7 separate regions of the Mus musculus genome follow, and regions 1, 2, 3, 4, 5 and 7 are each linked to region 6. The links are chromatin loops, found by intact Hi-C in ENCODE. Cell type or tissue: heart. All regions are shown on one strand. Region 1 overlaps Fnip2 (folliculin interacting protein 2). Region 2 overlaps Fnip2 (folliculin interacting protein 2). Region 3 has its middle 68 kb from the start of Gm36442. Region 4 overlaps Fnip2 (folliculin interacting protein 2). Region 5 holds the start of Fnip2 (folliculin interacting protein 2). Region 6 has its middle 5.8 kb from the start of Gm24150. Region 7 has its middle 75 kb from the start of Gm36442.

Region 1 (4,000 bases), 290 kb after region 6:
TCACCTGAGCTCCATCTCTGAGATCCACTGAAAAGGCTCATGTGGCAGCACAGAGCCATGATCGAAGCATCCCCACTGCGAGTGACAGGCAGGGACAGAAGAATTGGTGGTGGGACACTCGCAGGCCTGCTAGCCTAGAATACGACACAGGAGAAACAAGAGAAACCTTGCCTCAACAAGACAGAAGGCAAGAACTGACTCCTGAAAGTTGTCCTCTCATGCTCACGGTGCTCTCTGGCACATGTGTGCCCTAGAATATAAAACAAACGAACCACGGAAACTCGGGTCCTTGTTTTTTAATGATAGGTAAGAACAGATGAGAGACTCAGAAGACGGGTCCTGTGGAATATTCATGCTTCGACACTCACTGGCACCATCCCCAAGGCTATTAATACCAATAGATGAAGTAACTCCTCTAAATGCTCCAAAGAGGCCATGTGATTAACTGACTGAGCACTCTGGAAAATCCGCTAAGCAGAAAGGCTCAACTCTCTTCTAATATGGTCAAAAGGCTCTGCTTCTGTAATAAAAGAATTACAGAGCCAATAGCTTCTTAATACCCGTCTTAGGAATAATACAATTACGCTTTAACCATGACTCTTATTTAAATGCTATGAAGAGTCACGAGAGCTACCACAATATCTACTAACAGCAAGAGGGAAAATAAGAAAAAAAAAATTGTTTTGTTCTACACCAAAGTAAAGGCCAGAGTATACTGCAAATTAGTATAACTAGCCTGTCACACAGCAGCACGTGGCACATTTTCTTTGTCACCAACTATACCATTTTTAGGGCTCTATTCACAGTCTGCAGTCTCTTGTAAGTTTTGAACTATATGGGATTTTACTAACACACGCACTAACATTTACTAACATACGGCCAAAGCTGCACGGTTAGGAAAGCAATGTTAAAAAGAAGGCTCTGAGGTGTCTGTTTCTGCTCTCTCTATCATCCCTCAAGATCTGGGATGAGGGTGTAGGCCATAAGGTCACTCCTGATCTGCAGGTGTGGAAACACACCAAATATCCTAATAAACCACCAACTCTTTTCTCTGAGAGATCTGCCCATCCTAGTGACAGAAAAAGCTTGGAGAATCATGCAGACTGTCACAGATTTTCACACAGAAAGTGACCTGCTATTTGAAAAGGCTCCTACTCTTGTTATAAAGTCCCTGTATTAAAAGCTTGTTCCTATGCACCAGTTTATTTCTGTTACACAAATAGAGATTCTAGCCAAGTGTGGTGGTGCACATCTGCAATCCCACCAACTCAAGAGGCTGAGGCAGACAGGCTGAGGATATAGGTTTGAACTCAAGTCCAAGGACAGCTTAACAGTGTGATCATGTAAAACTTGCCTCTTTGCTGAATGTTCTATTTCTCACCTTTCTCAAAAGCAAAGCACTCGCATCCTCCTCAAGCCACTTGGACTTTCATGCGCAAACTGTGGCCATCGCTGGGCTGTCATTCACCTCCTTCTCTCCCTCTAAACTACGTCACCACAGCTATGAGCTTTAGCACGGCAGAGAGTGCCACCTGCTGAATGCTGTAAAGCTTCCCTGGCTGAACCGAGGCCACATCTCACTGTCTCCATCACACATCTCTTCGAGCATCTAAAGCCACTGGACTTTAGTGTGTAGTCCTGGATCAGCTCTCCACAGTGAAACAAACCAGTGTCCTGATTATCTTTTAAGTATTATTCCACAACAGAGAATGCTTGGGAATGTTTCAGAGAACCAACTGTATAGCCAGATACTTTTTCATCCTCTCTCCAGGTCCATGTGTGCTGCACAAGCTGTTTTGGAGTACACAAACTGAAACAGCGCTTGCTTGGGGACAGAAAGCTCTCTGGCAACGATTGTAGAGTTATAACCCAGGATGCAGGCTCTTGGAAATCAACAGTGACCAGATGCTCATCCTGACTGACCCATCAGCTCCAGCTCATGCTACTGGATGCTCTGCGATGCACTACAGGGAAGATCCGGAAGCACTCAGACCAGTTAGTGGGTTTTAAAACATGAGCGCACATGCATGCGTGCGCGCGTGCACACACACACACACACACACTCACACCATGGCTACTCACTTAAGCCTTTCCCATCACACAGAGGAGGCATGGAATTCCATACTCTATCACATGAGAGTGTGGAGTACAGAGTTAGACCCTATGTCAACAAAGAAATAAGTAAATGAAGCTGTGTTTTGTTACACTTAAGAATATACTCTTATATGTAAGTACCTCAAAATCATAATCACTCAAATTTATAACTATCATCATTTTAGCACATATGAATAAACTATAATCGATATATCAGAGCTGCCAAGCACAATTACTGTTGAGGTCAGATTTGAACTTACACTGAACCTATGAAACAGATAGTATGATGAGCCTAAGAATGTCCCACTGGCAACTTTGTTCAATTTAATAACTAGAAGGCTTGCAAGGGGCATGTCTCCATGTCTGGCTCCTTTGGGATTCGGGTGTTTCTCCCTAAGGGATGAAATGCCCGAGGCTCCTCAGCCCCCACAGGTATCAGAGCTATTGCTAGCTGCAGGATACAAACAGGTGTCCAAATAACCCAAGCTTGCCACCTAGCACGATGAAGTCAGAAAGGAGCCAGCCTTTAGATTTACATCATCCTTAACTACTAACTCTCTTTAAGAAGAATATTCTACTTATTTATATTAAAATTAGCTTTCTTTTTTCAGATACGGTCTCATCCCATAGCCCTGGCTGCTTGAAACTTGCTACATATACCAGGCTGTCCTCAAATACATCTGTCTCTGCTCCCTGAGTGTTAAGAGTTGAAGGTGTATACCACCATATAGGATAGGAAGGGTGTTTTTAATTACTGTGGACTTCCTTTCAAAGCCAGAAGCTTTTGATGCCAGGCTCTGTTCCAGTGGTAATGTGTACGTGCACTCTAGCACTCAGCCGTGAGAGGCAGTGTGTGTGCACACCAGCACTCAGCCGTGAGAGGCAGTGTGTGTGCCTGTACTCAGCCGTGAGAGGCAGTGTGTGTGCACTCCAGCACTCAGCCGTGAGAGGCAGTGTGTGTGCCTGTACTCAGCCATGAGAGGCAGAGTGTGTGCCTGTACTCAGCCGTGAGAGGCAGAGTGTGCCTGCACTCCATGCTCTAGATCAGTGTCAGCCCCAGAACAGAGGATGGGAATGGACAGAAGGGAGGAAACTGAGTTTCCAGGCCACATACTTCCTACAGGGAGTAGTCAGCAGCAGAGGGAGGCTCCTGGACCTCTCAACTGCACGTTCCTACAGGACAGGCTGGGACCCACAATACACTGATCACTGTGTTTCCTCTTCTGTGTTAGTTACAATAGCAGAGTGGGACATCAATACTTAGAAAAAAATAAGATTTAGAGAGAATCATGATACTGTTTTGTACCATATTAAATTATAACACAAAAATGTTATTTTTAGAATTTATAATTTTATGTTGTTCTTCATATAACACTACTATATTTTAAGTAAGATTTTTTAAACATGAGCTTTACATTTTAGCACCTGTACTAGCATTCTTCTTGCCTTATGAGTAGGGGCCTGGCATTTTCACATTGCACTAGTCCCATAAATTATGTAGCTAGACCCACTACGTGCCCAGGCTTTCTGAAGGTCAGATTCTTAGTTAGGTGGAGGCTCAGCAACAAGTCACAGTTCCCAGTGCCAGGTCTCCACTCAGTTTGGTTTTTTATATTTTAGAGGCATAGGCTTGAAAATGCTACCGACAGCTTCAGATATAAATCTGAAGGGATGGAAAGGCATTTGCACTGGAGAGCAGTCCTGTGACGGTTCTCTGCATCCATCTCTTCCCACTGCAGAGGCTGCAGAAAGGTAGTGGGGATGGAAATGGCATGAACCTGACACATGCCAGACTGATACCAATGAGAGCAGAAACACTGATAAGTTTGCCCCATTGGCCAATGTTTTATCTGCAGTTTAAAAAAAAAATTCTGGGCACCTGAGAGGCAGAGGCAGGTGGATCTCT
Region 2 (4,000 bases), 300 kb after region 6:
GCGAGATGGCTCAGCGGGTAAGAGCACTGATTGCTCTTCCAAAGGTCCTAAGTACAAATCCCAGCAACCACATGGTGGCTCACAACCACCCATAATGAGATATGATACCCTCTTCTGGTGTGTCTGAAGACAGCAACAACATTTATTATTAATAATAAATATATCTTTGGGTCAGAGTGAGCAGGGACTGAGTGAGAGGAGCCAACCGGAGTGAGTGGGGTTGAACAGAGCAAGCAGAGGTCCTAAAATTCAATTCCCAACAACCACATGAAGGCTCACAACCATCTGTACAGCTACAGTGTACTCACATACATAAAATAATTCTTTTAAAAAAAAAGAAAAATTCTCTTATGAAGTCCTCTATGAAAGAAAATTGTGACAGGTTCCTGATAGGCAGAAACCGTTCCATCTCCGGGGAGAATACGCAGTGTAACTGTGGCTTCCTAGGATGAATTGGGTAGTGTGCCTTCTGGTTCTAGTTTGTGGAATAGTTTGAGGAACACTGGTACTAGGCCTTCTTTGGAGGTCTGACAGAGTTCTCCACTAAACCCCTCTGGTCCTGGGCTTTTTTTGGTTGGGAGACTATAAGCCACTGTGCTATTTCTTTAGTGGCTATGGGACTGTTTAGGTGGTTTATCTGATCCTGTTTGAACTTTGGCCCCATCCCAGCTTTTCTGGGATAGATAGTGAATAGAGCATATTCACTTTTAATCATCACCAAATTCAGCAGCGACACTGTATGGCTACCAGGCATTTCCAGTATCTTCTAAATGAAAAGATGGGTTTCCAGATGGGTACAGTGTCAACATACTCACAATCCTGTACTTAGGAAGTAGAAGCAAAAGATGGTGAGTCCCGACTGGGCTACATATTGTATTCCAGGCCAACTTACCTAGTTTTAATTTACTATCTCCTTAAACAATTTAATGTGTAAACTTCAGACTAAGCTGGAACTAATCACAAGGTTTCAGGTCTTCTTTCCCTGACAACAGGCAAGGATAAGCCTGCCAGGCTCCGTAAGCAGTTTATACTAGTACTTTCCTTAGCCAGAGGAAACAAGTAACTCACCTCCTTGGAAAGATGCCATTTTCCAAACTCGTTGTCTGACTTCGGAGCCAGCGGCGCTGGTAACTGCTGGAAGAGGATGTAGAAGAGCTTGGAGACGGGAAGGGCGTGATCAAAAGGCTGCTCAGTGAAGCTGCAAGGCAGTACATTTCAAATGAGAAAGTCCAGCTTAAGTCCTTACAATGCATGTACGCTCCGATGCACAGGACCGCTGAGCTGCACATTTACAATGGATTCCACAGTCTGGGGACACTACTCAGAACCCACATGAAAACCTAGGCTTGCTAGCATGTACTTGTTACTCTGGCACTGGGGAGGAAGGGACAGGAGAATCCCTGGGGTTCCTAGCCAAATCAGAAACGTCCATGTCCCAGGAAGAGACTCTATCTCGGAAAGCAAATGACACGTAAGGTGACACAAACTCATGCAGCACATGAGGATACATCTGCACATACATGTTCACTCACACCTCCCACAAATGAATGAATAAATAAATAATAAATATATACCGGGATGGTAGTACAGCACTGAAGATGCAGAACCTGAAGGATCTTGAGTTCTAGGCCAGTGTATCTATGTAATGTCGAACCTCAGGCTAGCCTGAGCTACATAGCCTCCCTACAGACAACCCCCAGTAAGAGTGGAAAATGGTAAATTTTATGTAATGCGTATTTCAACATCATAAGCACACACACATAGTGAGACTCTTTATTTCTTTAAGAACACAGAAATGTTATGTGACTATGTTTTCATTTTAATTCCAGATGTGGGATACACAGCTGCTTCAGATCATCCACAGCTACCAACTGTCTATGATTTGTTGTGGACTCTGGCAGGGATGGGATTCTGCCAGCTGAAGACTGTTTGGAATTCTGGGGACTCTTAACAGGGTATAAAAATGCCAGAGTCCCAAGAGGCTGGGGCTTCCCTTGCTGCTCAGCTTTGTGAAGTGGCTGTGGGCAAAGAGAAAAAAGAAATTGGATATCGTGACCACAAAGATCAACATTGCCCTAGGGAACTCAGTGCCATTAGTCAGCAGGTGGTAGTCTAATGACACAGATGCCTCCTTTCTCCTCTAACTTTCTTTCTCCCCCACCTAGGGTTCGGTTGAAAGGGTGGAGAAGGCTGGTAGGAAAAGGCTGGTACTAAAGTAGCCTAAAGTACAATTACACACACATACCCTAAATTTTTTGCCAATCATATCCAGCAGGGGGAGACTAAAATTTTGCTCTTCCAAAAATTTCTGCAGATAAAAAGTGGGGGGGAGGGGGGGGGACCACAGACTTTTTCTTTTCTTTTGACCCAGTGCTGGGATTACAGATGCATGCCCCCATTCTAAAGGAGTAAGAATGCTAGCCTAGCCACAACTAGCCACCTTCTGTTCTCAGTCACACGGATTCCTAATCTACAACTCTGCAGACATGATCAGCCTTTACACTATAAATAGAAAATAAGTATACAATGCAGATCTCTAAAGAGATCTGCCCATATATATAACTTAGTCAACATCATATTTGGCCTATTTCTTCACTCTCTTCTTGGAGGTAAAACTTAGGCAAAGCAACCAATTTATCAGTGTGAGATTTTCCCCTCTCCTGATCTCATTCATTTATTCATTCATTCTTCTTCTTTTTTATTTTGTTTTCTGAGACCAGGTATATGTGACTGTGGCTCTCCTGGAACTCACTATGTAGACCAGGATGGCCTCAAACTCACAGAGATCCACCTGTGTCTGCCTCCCTGGTTCTGGGATTAAAGACATGTGCTACCATGCCCAGCCTCTGACTCTCATCTTCAAATACAGAAAATTAATAAACATTAAATTAATAATAAACATAATTAATAAAATTAATTACAGGCAATACATTTTAAGATTACAAAATGACTTTAAAGTTTCAGAAGGTCCCCTAAGCTGTGCTTGATGTCATGGGCCTGTACCACCAGCTATTCAGGAGGCTGGACGACTACAGAGAGGAGTTCAAGGTTTGCCTGTCTCAAAGGAGGCTGGGGATACAGTTTAGCAGCACAAAACTTGCCAAGCATGGGCAAGGCCTGCATCACTGGTAAAACAAAATAAGTCTTCAAAAGCACTATATAAGTTTTACCATTCCTAGAAAAGACCCTTGAATAAAAATACCATGTTTCAAAATACCCTAAAGTTTCTGAGCTAGCCAGGACATAAGGGCAGCTGCACTGGTCACTCCTGACACAAAAAGGAAAATGTACTGGGGCACAGAAAGGGAGAGGAGCTTCCTGTCAGCTCAGTATTGAGAATCCCCCACACTCAGGAAGCAGATCTCTGTGAGTTTGAGACCAGCCTGGTCTACAGAGCGAATTCCCGGACAGCCAGGGCTATGCAGAGAGACCCTGTATCAAACCACCAAAACTGAACAATAAACCCCACAATTTATATTTGCTTATGGGACTTTCTCACTTCCCAAAGATAGACTTGTAATTGTCTAATCTCACCGGAGAGTTCCTTGATGGTGAAATGACGTGCCAACCTCCTTGTGTATCTCTGGTGGCTCCTGCCTACCTCATTAGACTATTACTCTACCACAGCACCTCTGAAACTAGTTTTGCTGTTTCTGCAGCAAAGCTAAAATGTATATTATCTGTAATTCTTCAATAATGTCTGTTCTTACTCTGAAGGTTCATTTGCATATATTCATTCAAAAAGGAATGTTCCAAAGTGTTCATGGTTTTCCTCACACTGGGCACTATAAGGACACAGGACACGTAGTTACAGTGAGGATGGTAAAGTTCTCTTTCTTGCTAGATGCGAACATGTTGAAGGGGAAGACCGCCTACTACTAAGCTGGCCTGGAAAGACTGGTCTCAAATCCAGCCTATAAACTGGATATGGTGATGCACACCTTTAATCCCGGCACTCGGGAGGCAAAGGCAGGCGGATTTCTGAGTTCGAGGCCAGCCT
Region 3 (4,000 bases), 240 kb after region 6:
CTTAAAAGTAGCATTTGCAATGTTATTCTGTCTGCCATAGTTGGACTGGAGATCCAGGGACCTCTCCTACTTTCTCAAACACCTTCCTTGGGGAAACAGTTTGATTTTTATCATTTCAGCTGGATAGATTTTATGCTATATGAAGTCACACTGTTTACATTTAAATAGTCTCTACCTTACCTACCCTTCCAATATAATTTCTGTCATATATGAGCCATTTCATAAATTTGTTTTTTTGAACAATTAATGGTATGAAAACCGTAGACATTTTCTTTATGTGGGATGGAGAAACTACTAAGTAAGAACAAGAGATTAGATTCAAGCAGGTGTTAGAAGTTATCTTCCAGGCTGAGAAGGTGGCTCCGTAACTATGCTTGCTGAGCAAATACCAGGGCTGAGCTGAGTGCAGATTCCCCAGCATTCCCACATGAACTGGGTGTGGCAGGGCACATCTTTAACCATAGCACAGGGGAGGGAAGTGGGTAGAGGTAGTCAGAATAGGGGGGCCAGACGTGGGAGGATGCCCCGGCTCGCTAGCCAGCTAGTCTCCAAGTTCGGTCAGAGACCCTGTTTTAAAAAATAAGGTGGATCTCTCACTTACTAGCTTGAACCACAACAGACATTTAGAAACCAAGGAAAAAAAAAAAGAGTTACTAAATATCAAAAAGGGCGTACAGTTTAGTAAAGGTCTAGTTTCGCCTCACAAATGTATCTAAAGAAATGCAACTTTATAGCACTTAAGAAGTTAGGCTCATCCGATTCCTTACAGTAGCCATTCTCAACCCGTGAGTTGCAACCCCTTTGGGGGCTCAAATTATCCTTTCGCGGGGTCATATATCAGATATCCTGCATATCAGATATTTGTTATGATTCATAACAGCAAAATAACAGTTACAAAGTAGTAAAAGTATAATTTTGTGGTTGGGATCTACTACAACATGAGGAACTGTATCGAAGGGTCACAGCATTAGGAAGGCTGAGAAGCACTTAGAAGCCTTAGAGCCTTTCTTGTTTAACATATGCAACCAGATGCTTTTGTGTTTGTGTGAGGGATGATATTTCCCTTTCTTGGTCATTTGTTGTCTCTGACATTCTCATTTTTTTATGTTGTGTTTCAAATACACTTTGTATTTGTAAAGGATTACTGTAGATTGTGTTCTGTTATGATGATAATATTATCCAAGGAAATTGTATAAAGTGTTGTCAATTTGATTATTGACACAAATAACATGCTTACAAATAAATTGTGGTGTTGATTACAAAAAAAAAAAAGTAAGGTAGAGAGCAACTGAGGAAAATGCTTCAAGCTGATCTCTGGTCTCCCTCTGCACACCACATGCACACATGCACACAGACTAGCATGGACATGCATATAACACAAACACAGATTGGCCATGCTTCATCATGACTGATTATCCTTGAAAGTTTAGCATTCACATAATTCCTTAGTGTCCATTTCGCTTGTTTCTAGGCACAGCAGTTTAAAAAAATGCTTATTCATGTCCCCGTGTATGTCTTTGCTACATGACGTGGACATCTGGAAAGTCCCTGAACATACACTGGATGTATGCTTATACTGTAAAATCTGGCTAAGGCATCTATTATTTAAAGACAGGAACAACAAAACATCGCTGACACTGTAAGAAAAACAAGAACAAACCAAACCAAAACCTGAGAGAACAGCTCGCTGAAAAAGCAATTCATCACCCAAGGGTCACAGTGTAGATGCATGCCACCCTTTACACAAGTTACAACTGTACAACAGAATAGCTTCTGGGTCTTTGGGGTCATCAGTTGTCTTATTTGGCCATAATTTGGGGTTCAATATTACCTTTTGACTTTATTTTAAGTAGGTTGTTAAAATCAAAGATAGACCCTTGGTTTTGCCAGTATCCTGAAGTCCAAACATCAAGCAAGTATGGTAGGCATGTGCCTTCTGGAGAATTCTATGAGGCACTGTACCTAAGAAGCACAGCATCTTGGCCTATGGAATGGGCAGAGCTAGGAATATGGCTCAGCAGTTGAGCATTTGCTATACCCATGGGGACCTGGGTCCAATTCCCAGCACCCATGTGGAGTCTCTCACAATGATCAATAACTCCAGTTCCAGGGCATCTGACACCCTCTTCTGGCTTCTTGGGTAAATGGCATGCATGTGGTACATACACATGCATTTAAGCAAAACGTGTACAGTTTTTTAAAAAATTCCTTGGGGCTGGAGAGATAGCTCACTCACTGTTCTTGGAGAGGACCATGTGAGGAAGCCACAACTGCCTGTACCTCTAGTTCCAGCGCCCTCTTCTGGCTTCCAAAGGCAACATTGCAAACACACACACATACACGTTTTATATATATATATATTATACAGGGAAAGAGACACAGATAGACAGACACCTAAATAGAAAGAAAAAATTTCCTTAAAAAGAGAGGATAGCTTCTTATAAGCCCTGTTCTTTCCATTGGGCAATAGTTATCCTTTGCTTTTAAACGTTTTTCTATCAATAGCTGCCTAATATGTATGTTCTTTTGATCTGTCTGGTTTAACAACAACAATAAAAAAAACCAACCCAACTTTTGTTTTTTAGTAGTGTCTATGATATAGGCTGTTGATCCAGGGTCAAATAAGCACTATTCCAGGGGGAAAGATGAAATGTTTAGAGAGTAGTGTATGTACAGCATAATCATAAATAATTCTAGGGTGGTGTGTCAAGATGGAGAGCCAATCAAAGGAAACAAAGCTGTACTTAACTCACTTAGAATATGTGTGGCACCAGTCTGGAGCATCATGACACGCTGTCCCACCTTCCAAAACCTCTGCCCTCATGAAGGGCTGAGTGGTGATGCCTGGCTGCAGTCAAGGCCAGGCTGGCCTCTGGAGGTGGGATGGAGAGCACCCACAGTAAGGGTAGGGATGGTCTTTTCAAGTAGCCAGCATCTCTGAAATATTCCCCCATCTGTTGCTGTTCATCATCAGCAACCCCCTGCCCCATGAGCCTATGCAGAAGGCTAGCTTGAAAACGGGAAATATGAAGAAATTCATCTTAAAGCTCTCTCTTGAGCGATCTGATGGTAGGTGTGGGCTGCACTGAAGATGTAAAAAGATCCATGTAAATAAAGGTCTCCCGGGAGTGTCCCAAGGAGAGAAGAGAGGGAAGGACTTGTCCCTTAGACAACAAAGGACCTGACAAGTGCTTCTGTATGTGTAGCTCAAAACTTCCCCTTTGCCAATGGGACTTTTTTCACTTCCAGAATTAGAAAGAGCAAATATTGATGGTGCCTTGAGGAAGCAGCCAATGAGAGAGCCATATCCTTAGGGAAGAACTTAAGAGAGAGCAGGTCATTAGGGTCCTCCGCGAAAGCCAGAAATACACGGATACACAATGACATCACTTCATGGTGGGTACGGAAAACGCAAAGCCCCAAAGGAAGCTTGTCTCTGTGAAACTCAAGTGAGTAACTCACTGTGCTATATAGATTAGGTGGGAGGCTGACTCACTGGAACTCAGCACAGTCACTTTGAAAAGTTAACCTCAGAATCCAAGAGACAGCCGCTTAACCACTTATATGGAAGTATTTTTAGTTCCCCAGACAGAGCTCACAAGATGTGGGTCAGGGCAGCAGACAGAAGAGAAAGGGTGGCTTCAGGCACCGTGGGTGCTGGCCGCTTTGGTGCTCCAGAATAAATAGCTATTTTAATCAGCTTATGACAACATTCAAGCCAGTGACCAAGAGGCCACTGAATTGTTTGGTCATGAACCAAAGCAGCCACGGAGTCCACGAGGTCCCAGCTCCACACAAAAGGCAAGACACCTGGAACCAGGGCAGCCCGTCTTCACGGCCCCTCCTCAGCACCTGGAGTGTTTTCTCTGTCACAAGCATCCACAGGAAAGCCAAGCTTGCCCTGTCAGTTTTAGACACTTACGTAAGAAAAGGCCAGCCAGTTTTTCCTGAGTGCTAAAACCTATTTTCTCTCCTCAGCCCATTTCTTGATGTTCAGGCT
Region 4 (4,000 bases), 270 kb after region 6:
GCACAAGCATTCATTATTTTCTGCTGCTTCTCCACAGATGCAATGTGATCAGCTGTACTGAAGCTCCTGCTGTTGTGACTGCTGCAGTGACAGACGATAATCTCAAACAGTGAGCCAAAATGAACCTTTCTGTTCTAAGCAAGTCTTGTCAGGGTATTTTATTACCGTAACAGAAAAAGACTAAGACAACCTCGAAACATCAGAAAAAATGGCCTCACCTCATAAATATCTCATCTCTCAAACTAGGCTTTTGCTCTGCCTGTAGTTGCTCTGAATTCATTGCCTTCCTGTAGCTATCCAGGATGGAAACTTTGTAGTTCTGTAGGTGTTAAATAGCTGAGCTAGTGATTCATATATGTGGTAAGTTAGTAGCAGGAGCTGATGGTAAATGGTAAGAGGTCCCCAGGGATGGTCTTTACCCAAGCCTCAAGCCCAAAGCCTCAAGGCTTGCATGTGCTCTAGGAGTTGGTAAAAGCAGCATTTTACAGGAGCCCACCGAGTCCCGGCATCCTGTGTGCACCCACATGCTATAGGTTTACCAGTCAGCTACTTGGTTTTTTTCATCTGGAGTTATTTCTCCTAGTTTATGGGGGATAATTTTGATATTGTAAATATTCTTTTCTTACATCTTCAGAAAGGCTGTTTTTCTGATTAATTTAATGCCTGACTTTTAAAACATCTCAAAATTTTACAGTACAGACATAAATAATATGTAGGTGTGATGTTTTATAATAGAATGATTACATTTAATTTTATCAAATTAATGATCGATTTTACCATGAAATTGTTTCTTACAAATATTAGTCATACTGTTAGAAGTCTTCCCAGCTTTATGCAAGTGTCCCATGGTTCATGTGACTGACATGTGTCCATCATTTTATGTTAGAAGGGTATTGGTGTGCTAGTTGGAAGTTTGTCTTTTAGACTCTTTTGGGCTTCTTTTTGTCTTGTTTACTGACGTAATTTACACATTACAATTCACTAATTATATACGTAAATTGGATGAGCTTTAACAAATGTATATACTTGTGTACCCACTGTCATAAACCATGCATTAGAATTTTGCTGGACCCACAGAAGTCCAAGTTCCTTTGTAGTCAGTCCTCTATAGCTAGTTATCTCAGCAACAACTAATATGCCTTCTAGAACTGAAGTGGAAATTTCTGGTTTCTTTAACTCAGTTGTGTCATGTGATGTTTTCCTGGAGGCTGTCTTGTCAGAAAGCATGTGATGTTTTGCTGAAAACAGACACTTGAGAGGGTGAGTGATGTTTAGAAAGAATATAACTGAAGCCTCACAGACAGGGGGTTGCAGTGGGGAGCTTGTGAATTGCTAAGTCATGCAACGTGACCTTTGCTGGTCTTCACTTCATAGAAATGTGCTAAAGAACGTCTCGTGGTATTCCGGCTGCTTCTGGCAACTTCCACTGCTTGTGCTCATTTGGTGGAGCCTTGCTGTTTCTGCTGGATCAAGCCACTGCTACTGATTCATGTTTGGTGTTTGCTGTTGAACTGGACTGCTGGTATCCTGACAATGAGGAGTGGAATCGTTCCAAGAAACTACTTCTAAACAGATCCACCACACCCTTTCCTTATTAAGCTTCCTTTTCCTCTACCTCTGGTCAGTGGGTTAGAAGGGAGGTTGAAGTGTTTAAGAACCCTAAATAAAATAGAGGTTTTGAAAAATCTAAGCCTACATAGAACTATTGCTCGAACTTTTGTAGAATTTCATGTCTGGCTTCTTTAAAAATAGTACTTTTAAGATATAGCTGTAATCATTGCATTTTAGTGCCTTATTTTTGAGTATCCTCTTGTAATTTGTTTTTCTGGAGATGGCATAGCCATATTGCTCTTGTGGAAGTCCTGGGTTCAGTTCCCAGAACCTACGTGGCAGTTCACAATTGTCTCTGACTCTAGTTCTAGAGAACCTGCCATCTCTGCAAAGAGCAGCCATGCATATGGTGCATGTGCTTCTATGCAGACAAACACTCATACATATCAAATAAAAGATAAACGGAGAGACAAAGAGAGAGGAGAAAAGAGGAGAGGAGACGGGGAGGGGGAGGGGAGAAAGAGAGAGAGAGAGAGAGAGAGAGAGAGAGAGAGAGAGAGAGAGAGAGAGATTGTTTCAAATGTGGCCAACAAGAACAAAACAGCAGAGCTAGAGAGGTGGCTCAGCAGTTAAGAGTACTGGCTGCTCTTCCAGAGGTCCTGAGTTCAATCCCCAGCACACACATAGCCCGCCCCCCATGGTGGCTTATAATCTCATAATGAGATCTAGTGCCCTCTTCTGGTCTGTAGGAATACATGGATGATGCAGACCACTGTAGACATAATAAATAAGTAAATCTTAAAAAAGAGAAAGAACAAAACAGCCATGAGCATTCATATTTACAAATCTTGGTGCGAACACTGTTTTACTTCTCTGAATAAATCCTGAGTGGAAATGCTGGTCATGTGGTAAGTGCAGGCTTAACTCTGCAAAGTGGCTCCACTGCCATCTGCTATATATTCCAGCTTCTGTTACTTTGTATCAATCCTGGTCTCAGACTGTACTTTTCAATTGTAGCCATCACACAGAGTGCGTAGTCATTTTAATTTGCATTTTTTCTAATAGATAACAAAACTGATCAAAAAATGACTGCTTCACCAGCTGCGCCTTCTGACAGACCTCACTGTGTCCTCCATGCACATGAGGGAGGGGGCCGCGCAATAGCACAGCGATCATAGCCCCATGCTCTGCTCCTTGCCCCAGTGCAGCAGACAGCACGGCCAATGCTTGTGAGCACTTTCCTAACTCATTCCTAAAGAGGCTGCCTTCTGTTTTTATTTAGTACCATCCAGCACCCTGTGCTGACCATTTGTTGCTTTGAGCTGCTTATCTGAACTTCCTAACTTCCTTCTGGATAAGGCCTGGTGGGTCTGTAAGCTGCTGTCTCCCCTCTATCGAGGTGCCCAGGCCATAGTAAGCCAATGCTCCTTTCTTGAGATGCAGAAGGAGGTCGGGTGGCAGCAGCACTGGGCAGCACTGGGCAGCGCTGTCTCTTCTCTCCCCGACAGCAGGTAGTACAAACCCTGATCGCTCTGCTGCTCTCCCAACTCTATGTGTTCCTCATAGCCTTCCAATAGAGTCTTCTGCTTACATTATGCTCTGTGAGATGGACTACTAACTGCATGCATCTCCGGCTGGCCCCACACTCAACTCAACAGTGATCCTGTTGCCTCAGACTCCTGAATGGTGACATTAGAGGCATCTGTCACCAAGCTCTGCTTCAAAATCTAGCCTTTAAAACACTGATCTGAGGGTGATTTGGGTCCTAGCTTCCAACTGACCCTAACTTCCTATATGTTCTCCCTGCAGCAGAAAAAAGGAGGGAAGGTACATGTGCCAATCCAATCTCCCAACAGTCTGTGTGGTACCGCCCGCCACCAATGGGAAGAGTCTCTTTAAGCACTGAAGAAGAAAGAACATTCTCTATGTGTGAACTATAGCAGAGGCTTGTAGCAACATATATGGTCAAGAAGGGCAGAGGGCTTGGTATATAAAGTTAAAGCAGTAACTCACTAAGAAAAAGAAATGTACGAGGAAGATCACTCATGGAAAGTACGCTGAGCCTCCTTTAGGTCACGGGAGCACAGGAGCAAGGAGAAAGAACACAGGCAGAGACACGGGGCCTGTGGGTCAGCAGTTTCCTCAAGCCCCTCCCTAGCACAGGGGCAGGAACATGGGAAACGCTACCTCCTGAATTATAACAGGCTCTGCACAGACAAAGGATGGAGCCCTGGCATCCTGCTCTGCCTTACAGCATGGGTTTCCTGATATGTACAGACTCCAGCAAGAGAAGGGTGTTGAGCACTGAGGGCCTTGGAAACACTACAAGAGTTATATATTCTCAGACTAAATCCTTCACGCTCAGTCCCTGAGTGCTCCTGAAGAGTTAGCCACGCACATCCACCTCAGAGTGTCACCTAGGACCTGCTTATTTGCTGGAAAACAAGAA
Region 5 (4,000 bases), 370 kb after region 6:
CACACACACACACACACACACACACACACAAATGCTGCTATTCTGTTTAATGTCTCATTCTCTCCAAGTTGGAGCCAGGGATGGCAGCACGTGCTTACTGTAATCTTACACTTGAGAAGCACTAACAGGACGATCAGGTCATCAATTGATCGAAGCTAGCCTGGGCTACATAAAACTGGAAATACAAGATAAAAGAAAATCTTATATAACTATAGGAATGTGTTTGTATGTGTTTTGAATGAATTTTTATGCAATAAAGGAGATGAGATTTAATCAAAATTCATTTCAAATGCGATGCTTCATGTTGGTGTTCCCAGAACTTGAGAAGCTAAGGCAGGAAGATTGTCAAGAGTTTAAAGCCAGCCTGGACTAATGAGACCTTTGTTTGTTTGTTTGTTTGTTTTTAAAAAAAATTCAAAGTCTTACATTCTGAACATAAAGTATCCCTAGAAGGTCTGAATCGGTGTGAGGTGTTCAGTTTTCTGTTTTGTTTTGTTTTGTTTTATAGTGATGAAAACTTAAATGGCAAATAAAATGTTTTCTCAACTAGTAGTGCTGAGAGACAGTACAGGACCCAGGAGAGCATCTTTGGAAACTTACCACTCAAAAGCAGAATAGTATAGGGATGTTACTGAGAGCCAATTGCTTAGCTCAAAATGCAAGACCAGCCGCCACTTAGAGCTGTGGGTCTTGAGCCAGCTTAACACATGCTAATCCAAAGGTATGTGTTCCGAAGATGAACTATTAAATATCTGCCTCTGCTTTGTTAAATTAGAACCCGAGACGTTTCATAAAAAGCATTTCCCTCCCTTTCCACTCATCATGCGGCATCAGCCTTCTAACTGATGAGGAAATTACACACTTTTATTCATCCGCCGGCGAGCTTGTCATACACTGCAAGAAAGAAGCTGCTTTTTTCGTGGCTTCACCCTTTCCAACTTCAAAATACTGTCACATACTCAGTGGGTTGGAGCTGCCTGCAAAATGACAGCTTACAGGCTCTGGGGCAGGGGAGACGCAGGTGACTCTCCCTCCAGAGACCCTGGAAGGTACACACCGGTCCCAGACGTGCTCAGACACGGGGGCATATGGAGAAATTTTGTGGGGCACCTGAGGAAAGAGGGCAGAGGATGGCGCAGGGCTCCCACCTGGGGAGACCTGGAGAGCAAGGAAGGAGGACGGCGCTGAGGTTCCACCCAGAAGGAGCAGTAGAAAAGGGACAGGGCGGTTCGCGGCTCTGAGACCCTGAAAGAAGTGGAAAGAGGAGCCCAACCTGGGAGAACCCGGCGAGGGAGGGAAGAGGATGCTGCTGGGTCCCACCCAGAAAGAGGGGCGAGAGAGGCGTGGGGTCCCACCCGGGAGGACCGGGACAGAGGAGAGTGAGAGACTGGGGTCTTTCCCAGGAGGATCTGGGAAGAAGGGACAGGGTGGCGCGGGGTCCCGCCCAGGAGGAGGGGACAGGGTGGCGCGGGGGTCCGGTCTCCATGCAGCCCGCCTGAGGCCTCCCTCCCGCTCGCACGCGCTCACCTGAAGGCCGGCTCCTCCTTGGGCGGCCGGGCCTGGGCAGACGCTGCGCCGCCGCCCCTTTTGTTGAAGAGCTTCTGGAGCAGGGTCGGGGCCATGGCGTGCACGCGGCGGCCCGGGCGGGCGGCCACGCTCCGGGACCCGACGGCTCAGCGCGCAGCCCACGGCGGCCGCGGCGGGGCCATGGCGACGGGGGCGCGGCCGCCCGGAGGGGCGCGAGCGCGGGACCGCTGCAGCGGACGGAAGGTGCGGCGCCGCGGCCGCCGGCCGGTCATATGACGGAGCCGGCCCGCCCGGCTGACAGCTCGCTCCCGCGGGAGGAGGAGCGCGGAGAGGGCAGCACGAGGGAGAGGGAGGAGCACGGGAAGAAGAGGAGGGAGAGCATGAGGGAGGGGAGGAGCACGAGGATGGCAGGGAGGGGGGTGCACGAGCGAGGGGGAGGAGCGCCGGGAGGAGGGAGGAGGAGCGTCAGAAGGCAGCACGAGGGACTGGGAGGAGCAAGAGGGACTGGGAGGAGCGCAGGCGATGAAGAGTGGAACGTGTTGGGAGGAATACAAGGGAGTGGGAGAGAGGAGTGGGCGATGGAGGAGGAGCGCCAGGGAAGCGGAGAGTGGAGCCGGGAGAGGCTCGTAGGGAGGAGTGGGGCGGGGCGTGTGGGGGGAGGGGGAGGAGCATAGAGGCCTAACGTCTCCATTGGCCAGCTTTACCCGCCCTGCGCCGACATCACTAGGGGTACGCCCGGAGTTATCACTCGCCGGGCTCTTACTGGGGCTAGAGAGTTGGGCGGGGTGCACGAGTCTTCACACACTTGACCTACTGAGCTCCAGAGCACAACTATGGAGGTTTTTGTTCTTTGGAAAGAAAAGCCCTTGAACTTGGTCCTCATTTTATCGGGTCCAGGACTCCCTAGCAGAAAACGTGGCCTGAGCTGGAGAAGCAACTTTAGTGCCTGACGTTGCTGCTGGGGATTCTGGCCCCTGCTGCATTTGAGGTCCCAGCAAGCAACTGCCGGAACCAGAGTAAATCAGCAGGCTCAATTTTGAATTTACAAACAGTTTATTCAGGTCACCGGGTTTTGTTTTGGTTTTTTTTGTTTTTTGGGGTTTTTTTGGGTTTTTTGGTGTGTTGGTTCCCACTGGTACATAAGTCACACAAAAGCTGTGCATGTACTAAGCCCATATGTGCGTGCGTTAAGCCCACATATACACACAAATGATTGCTTTCCTAGTTCGTGTTCACATTGGGCACATAAAAAAAAAAAAAAAAAACTCAATAGATTCTTTGATTTAGGGAAGCTGAGTGTGTGCTTAGACTCATTTGCCTGTGCTTTCACGCCTCAGACCCCCTGAGAATTTATTGTGCTGTGGTGCAAGACGTTAAAGAACCTGCGGTTATGAAGAGTCTGACCACATTCAAAACAGTTTATTAATCTGTTTTGCGGCCTAGAGCTCTAACGTGGTTCAGATGGTAGGTAGTAGAGCTAGAGTTAGTTACTTTTGAGTTCCACTCTGACTCCAGCAAATTTGAGGACGGTGAACAAATGACCCACCAAGATTTCTTAGACTTGATCAAAGGAAAGTTAAGGATGGAGAAACATGGCTCAGCAGTTACAAACATAAGCTGCGTTTGCACGGGACTGGAGATCTCTTCCCAGCAAGTGGATCAGAAAGCTCACAACCAAGTCCAACTCCAGGTCAGAAGTCGTCCTCCCCCTTTTGGTGCCCAAGGGCACTGCACTCAGAGGCACAAAGTTACACAATGCGCGCGCATGCACACACACACACACACACACACACACACACAGAGAGAGAGAGAGAGCGCTAAAAAGCAAAACAAGCAAACAAAAAAAGAGGACATTTAGACGTTTAAAAGCAAACATATTTCACAAATATAAGTAATCAAAAGAGGGGGTGGGGCATAGCTCTAATCTGCTCAAGGCCCCCAATCCAGAGGTTGCTTCCTGGTTTCTTAGTCCGGGTCTCTAGCACTGCCACATGGCTCTGTATGTGAAGAGGAACAGGGATATTGTGAATGCTTAGAGATGACAGGATAACAATGAAATGAAATGAAAACTGGGACTTGTGAGGGCTGTCTTCCACAAGCCGATCTATCAGTTCCTGTGACTTGTTTCCATATATGCATGCTCTGTAGTCTGTTTTAGTTTGATTTCTGTTATATTATCATAAATACTGCTTGTGACCTGCTGAAACCTGGTTCTCCTTCCTGAAGAAGCTAGAAGAAAAGCAGTTAGGAGTCGTTTCTTCCCTCCTAACTGAGATATAATTATTAATATTTAATATCTGGATATAATGTTACCACTATCTTGATAGAAGCTTGAAGATGAAACCAGGACAAGACATGGTGAAGACAGAGCCTTTAAGAGAATTTCATTTTTAAAAAATTTTTCTCTATTGCTTATCATATCATGAAGAAATTTGTATTTCAACTCCTAGTCTGCCAGAGAAAATACTCAACA
Region 6 (4,000 bases):
GTGCCACCCTCGAGAGGTGTGCACACTTCTCTGTACCTCTGTGTACCCTGTCGAATGGATGGGACTCTGGGAACACCAAAGCAGCTCTCCCACTGGACGGTATACTCTCCCACTGCCTTCTACTGATGTCTCATCCCAAGCTTTACCTCTTCCTCCGACGTCACCAACCAACATGGCCTCTGCTGGTTAGTCTTCCTGTCAGCACGACCCAAGCTACAGCTATCTGAAAGGAGGGAACCTCAACTGAGAAAAGGTCTCCATAAGCTCCAGCTGTAAGGCATTTTTTTTAAATTAGTGATTAACGATGGAGGACCCAGCCTGTTGTGGGTGGGGACATCCCTGGGCTGCTGGTCCTATATTCTGAACTAGCCATGAGGAGCCAGCCAGTAAGCAGCACCCCTCCATGGCCTCTATATCAGCTCCTGCCTCCAAGTTCCTGCCCTGCTTGAGTTCCTGTCCTGACTTCTTCCAATGATGGACTAGAATCCAGAAGTGTAAGCCAAATAAACTCTTTCCTCCTAACTTGCTTTTCAGTCATGATGTTTCATCACAGCAATAGAAATCCTGACTAAAACATGGCCCCTCCCATTGATCAGAACTCTGTGCCTACCCAGCAATATTCAGTAGCAATGATCAGGTAATTGAAACCATGACACACTTGTGTTAAAATCACAGCTCTTGATGGAACAGAATCTGATACTCGGAGCAGACCACATGCAGGAAGACATGGCACTAGGCAGGAAGCTCCGGGTTGTTGGTACTTACTCTCCTGGTGACTACATGATCCTAAAGAAGTTAAATTCTATAGTTCTGGATCCTCAGTCTTGAAACCAGGCATCACCAGTTTCCTTACAAAGTTATGACAATTTTAATACAACAGTTTAAATCACTTTAGTTTTGCCAGCTGAGAGTGAAGAACAAAAGACAAGAAAAACCCTAATTCTTTCCACTACCTCTGTCCAGCTAGCTGACAGCTTACACTCACTTAGCCCACCACACTTGTTTTTATTACCTATTCCTCAGAGTCTCTGAAGGAACCTGATGTTTCGGCTTTTGACAGTACCTTTTCTATGATAAACTAAGTTTTTATCATTCAAGTTCCTCTGAGGCTGAGCACCTCTCTGGTGGAGTGAGTCACTTTCTTCCTAGCTTCCCCAAGTTCACCTGGCACAGTCACCAAGGTAGCAAGTAATCACTTAGTGCTTTCCCCCTTACAACGCTAACTCGTTAGTGCTGTTGATACTGCACTCTATGACACCTGGTATTGGGGTGACCTTCCTTGCACTGTGTTAAGGTGTGTCTCTGTATTTTCAATTGTCCATTACTGTGCCCGCACAGAGCCTAGTGCTGGCAGGATTTTGTATTGTCATTTCTATGGCCCATCACTCGGTTTTCTATCTGTAAATTTCCTTCCATCCCTGCCTAAAAGATGAAGATCAGGCAGCCCTCAATACCTCAGGCAACCACCGAGATGAACCAGGTGTTGTCTCACTGCTGACTGGTTATAATAAAGAGCTGACAGCTAATAGCTGGGACAGGAAGTAAGGAAATGTCCAGGCAGGCAGGGATGGATACAGGAGGGATGTAAGCAGAGGTGGGTTAATCAAAGGAGACGCAGAAAAAAACAGCACAACAGACAGAATTGGAGGTTCAAGCAGGCAGTGAGAGCCACACGGGGAGATGGGATGGCAGAACCATACATTAGAAGCTAGCTCAGAGACTGTCCCAGCAAAAGGACAACAGCTTTAAACTATACAGAAGTCTTGTGTTTTATTTAACCACAAGCATGTCTGCAAAATCCCTGCAGCAGCTAGTTAGAATGCTTGCTTGCTTGTTTTTAAAACAGGCCTCATTCTTAAAGTATTTAATTGTATACATTTATTTATTTATTAGGGGATGGCACCATGGTGCAAGAATGGAAGGCAACTTATAGAAGCAGGTTCTCTGCTCCTGCTATGTGGGTCCTGGGAGAATCACTTAGGTTTTATCAGCCTTGGCATCAAGCACTTTTACTAACTAAACTGTTTTGCAGGCCCTTTAGGAATATTCTTAATGAACAGAACAATATGGAGCAATTCCTCATCCAAGTCAAGTTAAGCTCAAAGAATTTCTTTGCGATATCCTCCAGGTCCACATGGTGGCAGTGTCTCTACATGAGAGTGTGCCTTGCACATGGCCAGAGCAGGAGGCTACTGTAAATGGCACTGAGGATGGTGAAAAAGTAACACTATTTTTTTTAACTGATCAAGTGGGGGGTTGGGAGCAGGAAACCGATCACTATCAGGCCAGAGAGTAACTTCTGAGAACTCTCCTGAGCAGCTAATACAATGTGAAATGTAAGGAGAGGCCGATCTGCAAGTTTTTCTAATGACCAGCCACACAGGCTGGGAGAGATGAGGGTCAGTGGCAGGGGAGGGCTGTGAGAATACCAGACGGGGGTGGGGGTGGGGGGGTGCTGGCTCACACAGCCTTCACTTCAGCTCAACACTGCCAGCCAGAGGAAGAGACAGGCTAGAGTCACGGTGGCCAAACAGAATCCAGAGCTCTCCAGAGTGTCACACTGTCATGGCACCAGCAAGAGGGATCCAAGAAATCTCTCTGTACTTCAGTGGGCATCTGAAGTCAGACCAGGAGACAGCAGAAAATGAAGCCAGGGAGTGTGCCACATCTGGGAGTCAGAGCAGGAAGGGACATGTACCATGTTCCCCATCACGTGGCACAACTGTGACATGAGAAAGCAAGCACACTGTGCTGCCCTCAATGTAAGTCCGTAACAAGCTTCGTGCACCCAGGGAAAAGCAGACAACCATCTAATCGGTCCCACAGCAAGTAGAGACAACAGCTACCAAGAAAACGGGAAGAGCACCTTGACTATCTGCTAGCTCCGCCCTTCATTGAAGCCCTAAAGAAAGCCAGAAGTTTGCAATTTGCTCACCTGTGGTTCTGGTCTTCTGACCAGCTTAGACTTGTGCTCTCAAATGCATGAATGTGATGGGAAAAAGACAGTGAAAAATACCTCACCTATCTATGATAAATCATTCTGAGACTCCTCCTGTCAAAGGGTTTTCAAGACCAAGAACCCTAGAGGCTCTTCCAAGCACACTTGCTACTGGTGGGGCTGGGCAGGGCTTCCTGTGAACACAGTGTTCCAAGCTTTAGAAAGTTCTAACCCTGGCTGTCTGCCAGCATGCAGATGGTCCTCCAGATACTCAGTAATTTCAGTCTTTTTCACCACAGTGCGGCCGATTGCTGTTTATTACAAAGTTTGATAGCTGTGTTTCTTTTGCTCCTTTGATTAAGATTTTAAGCTATAAACTCAAAGATGAAATTTGTATCAATTACTTTTTGTGTCGTTAATGAGAGAGGCTAAAGTTCAAGAGATAAAAATTTTGCCACACAGCCAAGTAACTGATCAAGTGAAAAAAAAAAAAAAAGCACTTGTAAACATCATTTCACTACATACAGTTATTTATGTATCAGACACAACTCTACTAGGAATTAAAAAAAAAAAAACCTTTGGCACTTTTACTTTTCATCTGCAGAAGAGCAGTGTTTGCAGTATTTTATTATAAAATAATATAGTTCAATATAATAAAATAGATGTAAATGTTAATGCCCATGATATAAAAATAACATTTAAAAGGTAGAAGGTAATTCCTGTTTTCCCAAAGTGCTAAACTGTATGGAAATTACTTCACCTTTTAAAAGCTGAAGCAAATGCGGGGAGTGACACACCCGTGTTTCCAGCATTCAGAAGGCAGAGGCAGGAGGACCACTGCAGGTCTGAGGTCAGCCTGGAGTTCCAGAACTGTGCAGATTACAGAATGTCTCAAAAGTGAGTGAGTGAGTGAGTGAGTGAGTGAGTGAGTGAGTGGATCTAACTAACCAAAGGAACAGACCCACCACGGCAGTGCTCACTCTTCTCCAAATCCTGATTCTCCAATGAAAGGTACTAAATGACAGGCTTGAAATCGACACCAGAAAGAACTAAAAAGACTGG
Region 7 (4,000 bases), 240 kb after region 6:
CCAAGGTCCTGTCCTATGAAGGACGGCTGAGGGAACGGACAATCTGAGGAGAGAAGGGGGCTTGAGGATCCACGGAAAATCTGAGGTAGCTACTAAAGAGAATGTGACCTGCCAGAGGCTCATTGTTGTCTTCTCCCAAAGACCTCCTGGACGCTCAAGGCTGAAGGCTGGAAACCCTGTGTTTACATGAACAAGCTTTTCCACTTGTTCTAAGAAAAGATAGCCTGTCTTGACGGAGAATCTGAGAAAAACTGAACTGGAAGCTACCACGTATAATCTATTAGTCAACATAATATCGCAGCTACTGCTCACAGAAAACAGATAATCTCTAGCTGGCCTAAACAGTGAAGAGCTTTCAAAGTGAGAGAATGAAAATACACATGCAAGTGCTGACTGTAGTATTAGCGTAAGGGTTTGTATGGCATGAACCACCCTGTCTTTAAATGTCGGCTCTTGCCTATGTAGGGTCCTCAACAGCATCTTGTGCTCATCCATTATAAACCAGATTCAATTTTGTCCAACATCACTTCCGGTTTTTTTAATTCCAAGTGAATAAGATGAATTTTGCCTTCGAAGAACTTATCACCTTGCCGGGGACTAGTTAGGGGTAGGGGAGCAGACACAGATGAAATGACACTATAGTTGATGATAGATAGCATGCAATGATAGAAATACTGAATCAATTAGTGTTTGGGGACAGGTACTATACTTGATGCTGGTTCAGATACCTAAAAACCTAACAGTATCAGTTACAATAGGACTGAAAGACCTAGTGGAAGCAAAGCCCACAGTTGAAAGTTTAACTCTGGGCAGGAATCTAGAGAAGGCTACCCAAACTGAAGGATAGGTAGGATCAGCCTTGAGAGTGGCTGGATTTCGAGTCCAAAGTGTTGCTATTTACAGATGTAATTTGCATGTTCAGACAAATTCCTCTTTGAGCCCAATTATCATGTATTCGACAATAAAAACAGTTCATTTCTAGTCTCGGAGGCAGTGTGTGAAGCTGGCAGGGTTGATGCAGAGCGGCTGGCTTGTTTTCTGTCTAGCAGCCTAAAGGCTAACTCATTAAAATTCAAGGATGGATGGCATGGTGGGTGGCTGAACAAATGTCTTCTTCATGGAGCAGAGCTGAGGCCTTCAAGACATTTCTCCCAGAAGCTAAGCTGCTCTTTGCAGCTGTTCAGTAAGACACCACCGGGGCGGTACCTCCTCCTCAGATCCACCTCGACACATATGGTCATGACAACATCAAGAACAAAAACAGGAAGACGTCATGGCATGGGGCCATGGTTATACCATTCCTTATTCCAAAATAAGTCATTTTAAATATAAAATTGTTTAAACCTGAGCCTGTTTCCAGTTTATGGTTTAACCAAAGGCAAGAATTATTCCACAGCCCTGGGGATGAACCCAAGTCCTCAAGTGCTCTAGGTAAGGCATTCAAAGCACCGCAGGGGCATCAGACATATGGACTGGACTTATGGATGCTTTTATAACCTCTAGTGGATTATATTATTGGACCAAAAACAACAGCACAAATTTTGGTGGAAGTATTTTAATATTTTTACTCTGATTCTGTATTATGGATCTGATATATTATGGGTTGGAGCAAATGAAAAACAAAGTGAGATTCTCATTCAATCATTCCTGCTTTGAATGAGTACGAAAATTCTTGGAGGAGGTGGGGGGGGCATTACAGATGTAAAAGAGATGAAAGTCTCTGAAGTTTATTACAATATCACTCATCATGTTCACGCCCATGCGTGCATGTGCACGCGCGTGCACACGTGCACACCCCCACACCATTACTACTACATGGATTGTAGTTGTATATTTATTTTCCCCCATATTCTCTTCACTGCAAAGACCTAAACATAAGGGCCAATTCAGTAGCTGAAAATTCCCTTATGTTTTAGATAGGGTTTTACTACTATAAACAGACACCATGACCAAGGCAACTCTTATAAAACATTTAGTTGGGGCTGGCTTGCAGGTTCAGAGATTCAGTCCATTATCATCAAGGTGAGAGCATGACAGCATCCAGGCAGGCATGGTGGAGGCGGAGCTGAGAGTTCTATATCTTCATCTGAAGGCTGCTATGAGGAGACTGACCTCCAAGCAGCTAGGGTGAGGGTCTTAAAGGCCACACCCACAGTGACACACCTACTCAAACTGGGCCACACCTTCTAAGAGTGCCAATCCCTGGGCCACACATATACAAACCATCACACGTTAGTACTTAGATTCTTTTAGTTTGTTTTAGGGACTAGATCACATTGTGTAGCTCGGGCTGTTCTTAAACTTACTCCGTAACCCCCCAATTGGCCTCAGTCTTGCCTCAGTCTTCGGAGTGCCAAAAGAAAACAAGCATACATCCTACACCGGGCTAAGTGTTCAGATTCTCCAAATACCTTCACACCAAAAGCAATCAGGGCATCTTGGAGAAATGGCTAACTATAGCTTTGGAGAACGAGATGAAATAGATGAACCTGAAGCATCTCAACAGGCCATGCAGCAAGACCAGACAGCAAAAGAGTTGTCAAAACTCACTGTAGGGCTGGAGAGATGGCTCAGCAGGTAAAAGTGATTGCACAGTAAATGTGATTATCTAAGTTTTACCTACACACTCATGTAAAGATGGAAGGAGAGACCAGATTTCACAAAGCTGCCCCCTGACCTCTGAAAATGTGCACTCACATCTTTATATCCACTCACCCCATAACAGCAAAGCAAAGCAAAGCAAAACAAAACAAAAAACACCCTCTCAAGTCGAAAGGAACTGGAGGAGTCAGACTTGAAGAGATTTTGGGGCTGGAGAGATGGCTCAGCGGTTAAGAACACTGGCTTAACCTCTTCCAGAGGTTCTGAGTTCAATTCCCAGCAACCAAGTGGTGGCTCACAACCATCTGTAATGGAATCTGATGCCCCCTTCTGGTGTGTCTGAAGGTAGCAACAATGTATTCATAGACAGAAAATAAATAATTCTTTTTAAAAAAGAGAGAGAGAGAGAGATTTTGTGGGCCAGAGACAGAGCATTTGCTTAGTAACCAGGAGGCCTTGGGTTCCATCCCCAACACCAAAACAAATCAGTACAGAGGCCCTTTTTGGAGCATTCCAGTGAACTAACTTTGAAAACAGAAAATAGGAGGAAATAAAGTCATGTGAGTTCCACTTTTGCAACACACAGCACACCACCATATAACCACACAGAAAGTGAGGTGACTTTAAAAGAGGAAATCCAAGTTCTCCAGCTTATGAATACAAAAGGAGTAACAGAAATGGAGGCACCACCCCCATGTGAGGCCTAAACAGTTACTGCATCTATGCACTGGTGCTAAGAGGCCACCAGGAGCATCGCAAGCAGAATGCGTAGATCGTATGTGCCTCTTAGGTTATGTGCCTTGTGATGGGAGAAGCTAGGCCCTTTCTAGAGATCATTAAATGGTTCTGAGGATGGAACCCAGACTCTCCTGCAAGCTAAGCACGGGCTCTATCATTGAACGCCTTCCCATTCTCCTTTCCAGACTTACACAGTAAAGACCTAGCATGGACTTCAGCATGTGACTGCCTCTGGAGGTAGACATTCAAATGATGTCACCGAGGAATCCTAACTCCACTGATATTGGGAGTTTCTTAAAGATTGATTGATTGATTGATTTATATGAGTACACAAGCTATCTTCAGACACACACCAGAAGAGGGCATCAAATCCCATTACAGATGGTTGTGAGCCACTATGTGGTTGCTGGAAATTGAACTCAGGACCTCTAGCAGAGCAGTCAGTGCTCTAAACCACTGAGCCAACTCTCCAACCCCAATATTGGGATTTTAAAAAGTTATTCCCCCTTAACCTAAAGTGTTCTGGTTGGAATCTGTGTCTCCACCCTCCCCTCCTAGCATTGGGGTTCCAGACATATCCCACCATGTGCAGCTTTTATGTGTGTTCTGAGCATCTGAACTCTGGGCCTCATGCTTGCACAGAAAGAAAGCATTTTACCCA

Evidence for each region. A loop is a pair of places that touch in the nucleus more often than their neighbours do. Peaks named below come from ENCODE experiments on the same cell type or tissue, not always from the same donor. Only the 100,000 strongest peaks of a DNase experiment are listed, where the experiment ranks them.
Region 1: it touches region 6 in a loop (4-fold over the local background); 14 of 42 quality-filtered maps call a loop at or near these places.
Region 2: it touches region 6 in a loop (4-fold over the local background); 14 of 42 quality-filtered maps call a loop at or near these places.
Region 3: a loop joins it to region 6, with 2.4 times the contacts of the local background. A loop is called at or near these places in 16 of 42 quality-filtered maps.
Region 4: it touches region 6 in a loop (11-fold over the local background); 8 of 42 quality-filtered maps call a loop at or near these places.
Region 5: it touches region 6 in a loop (3-fold over the local background); 3 of 42 quality-filtered maps call a loop at or near these places.
Region 7: a loop joins it to region 6, with 3 times the contacts of the local background. A loop is called at or near these places in 14 of 42 quality-filtered maps.

Annotation. Positions count from the first base shown.
Region 1 is chr3:79,493,844-79,497,843 of GRCm38, forward strand. The region is part of intron 8 of Fnip2 (folliculin interacting protein 2); the gene reads right to left. Among named protein-coding and RNA genes, the nearest start is that of Gm36442, 16 kb to the right of the region's middle. In heart, a CTCF peak has its summit at 1,531 (motif pointing left); no DNase peak of the experiment used is centred here.
Region 2 is chr3:79,499,270-79,503,269 of GRCm38, forward strand. Fnip2 (folliculin interacting protein 2) reads right to left here. Exons shown (of 17, transcript NM_001162999.2): 8 at 1,069-1,198. Among named protein-coding and RNA genes, the nearest start is that of Gm36442, 11 kb to the right of the region's middle. In heart, a CTCF peak has its summit at 2,252 (motif pointing right); a DNase peak (open chromatin) is centred at 1,102.
Region 3 is chr3:79,441,757-79,445,756 of GRCm38, forward strand. It overlaps a transcript of Gm17359 not described here. Among named protein-coding and RNA genes, the nearest start is that of Gm36442, 68 kb to the right of the region's middle. In heart, a CTCF peak has its summit at 2,251 (motif pointing left); no DNase peak of the experiment used is centred here.
Region 4 is chr3:79,467,121-79,471,120 of GRCm38, forward strand. All of the region lies in intron 14 of Fnip2 (folliculin interacting protein 2), which reads right to left. Among named protein-coding and RNA genes, the nearest start is that of Gm36442, 43 kb to the right of the region's middle. In heart, a CTCF peak has its summit at 2,304 (motif pointing left); no DNase peak of the experiment used is centred here.
Region 5 is chr3:79,565,982-79,569,981 of GRCm38, forward strand. Fnip2 (folliculin interacting protein 2) reads right to left here and starts at 1,698. Exons shown (of 17, transcript NM_001162999.2): 1 at 1,528-1,698. The coding sequence starts at 1,622. 4930589L23Rik (RIKEN cDNA 4930589L23 gene) reads left to right here and starts at 2,211. Exons shown (of 2, transcript NR_152118.1): 1 at 2,211-3,217. In heart, no CTCF peak of the experiment used is centred here; a DNase peak (open chromatin) is centred at 1,920; H3K4me3 peaks cover 2,179 bases; H3K27ac peaks cover 2,122 bases.
Region 6 is chr3:79,200,199-79,204,198 of GRCm38, forward strand. It overlaps a transcript of Rapgef2 not described here. Among named protein-coding and RNA genes, the nearest start is that of Gm24150, 5.8 kb to the left of the region's middle. In heart, a CTCF peak has its summit at 2,141 (motif pointing right); DNase peaks (open chromatin) are centred at 2,313, 2,723 and 3,133; H3K4me3 peaks cover 596 bases; H3K27ac peaks cover 721 bases.
Region 7 is chr3:79,435,237-79,439,236 of GRCm38, forward strand. It overlaps a transcript of Gm17359 not described here. Among named protein-coding and RNA genes, the nearest start is that of Gm36442, 75 kb to the right of the region's middle. In heart, no CTCF peak of the experiment used is centred here; no DNase peak of the experiment used is centred here.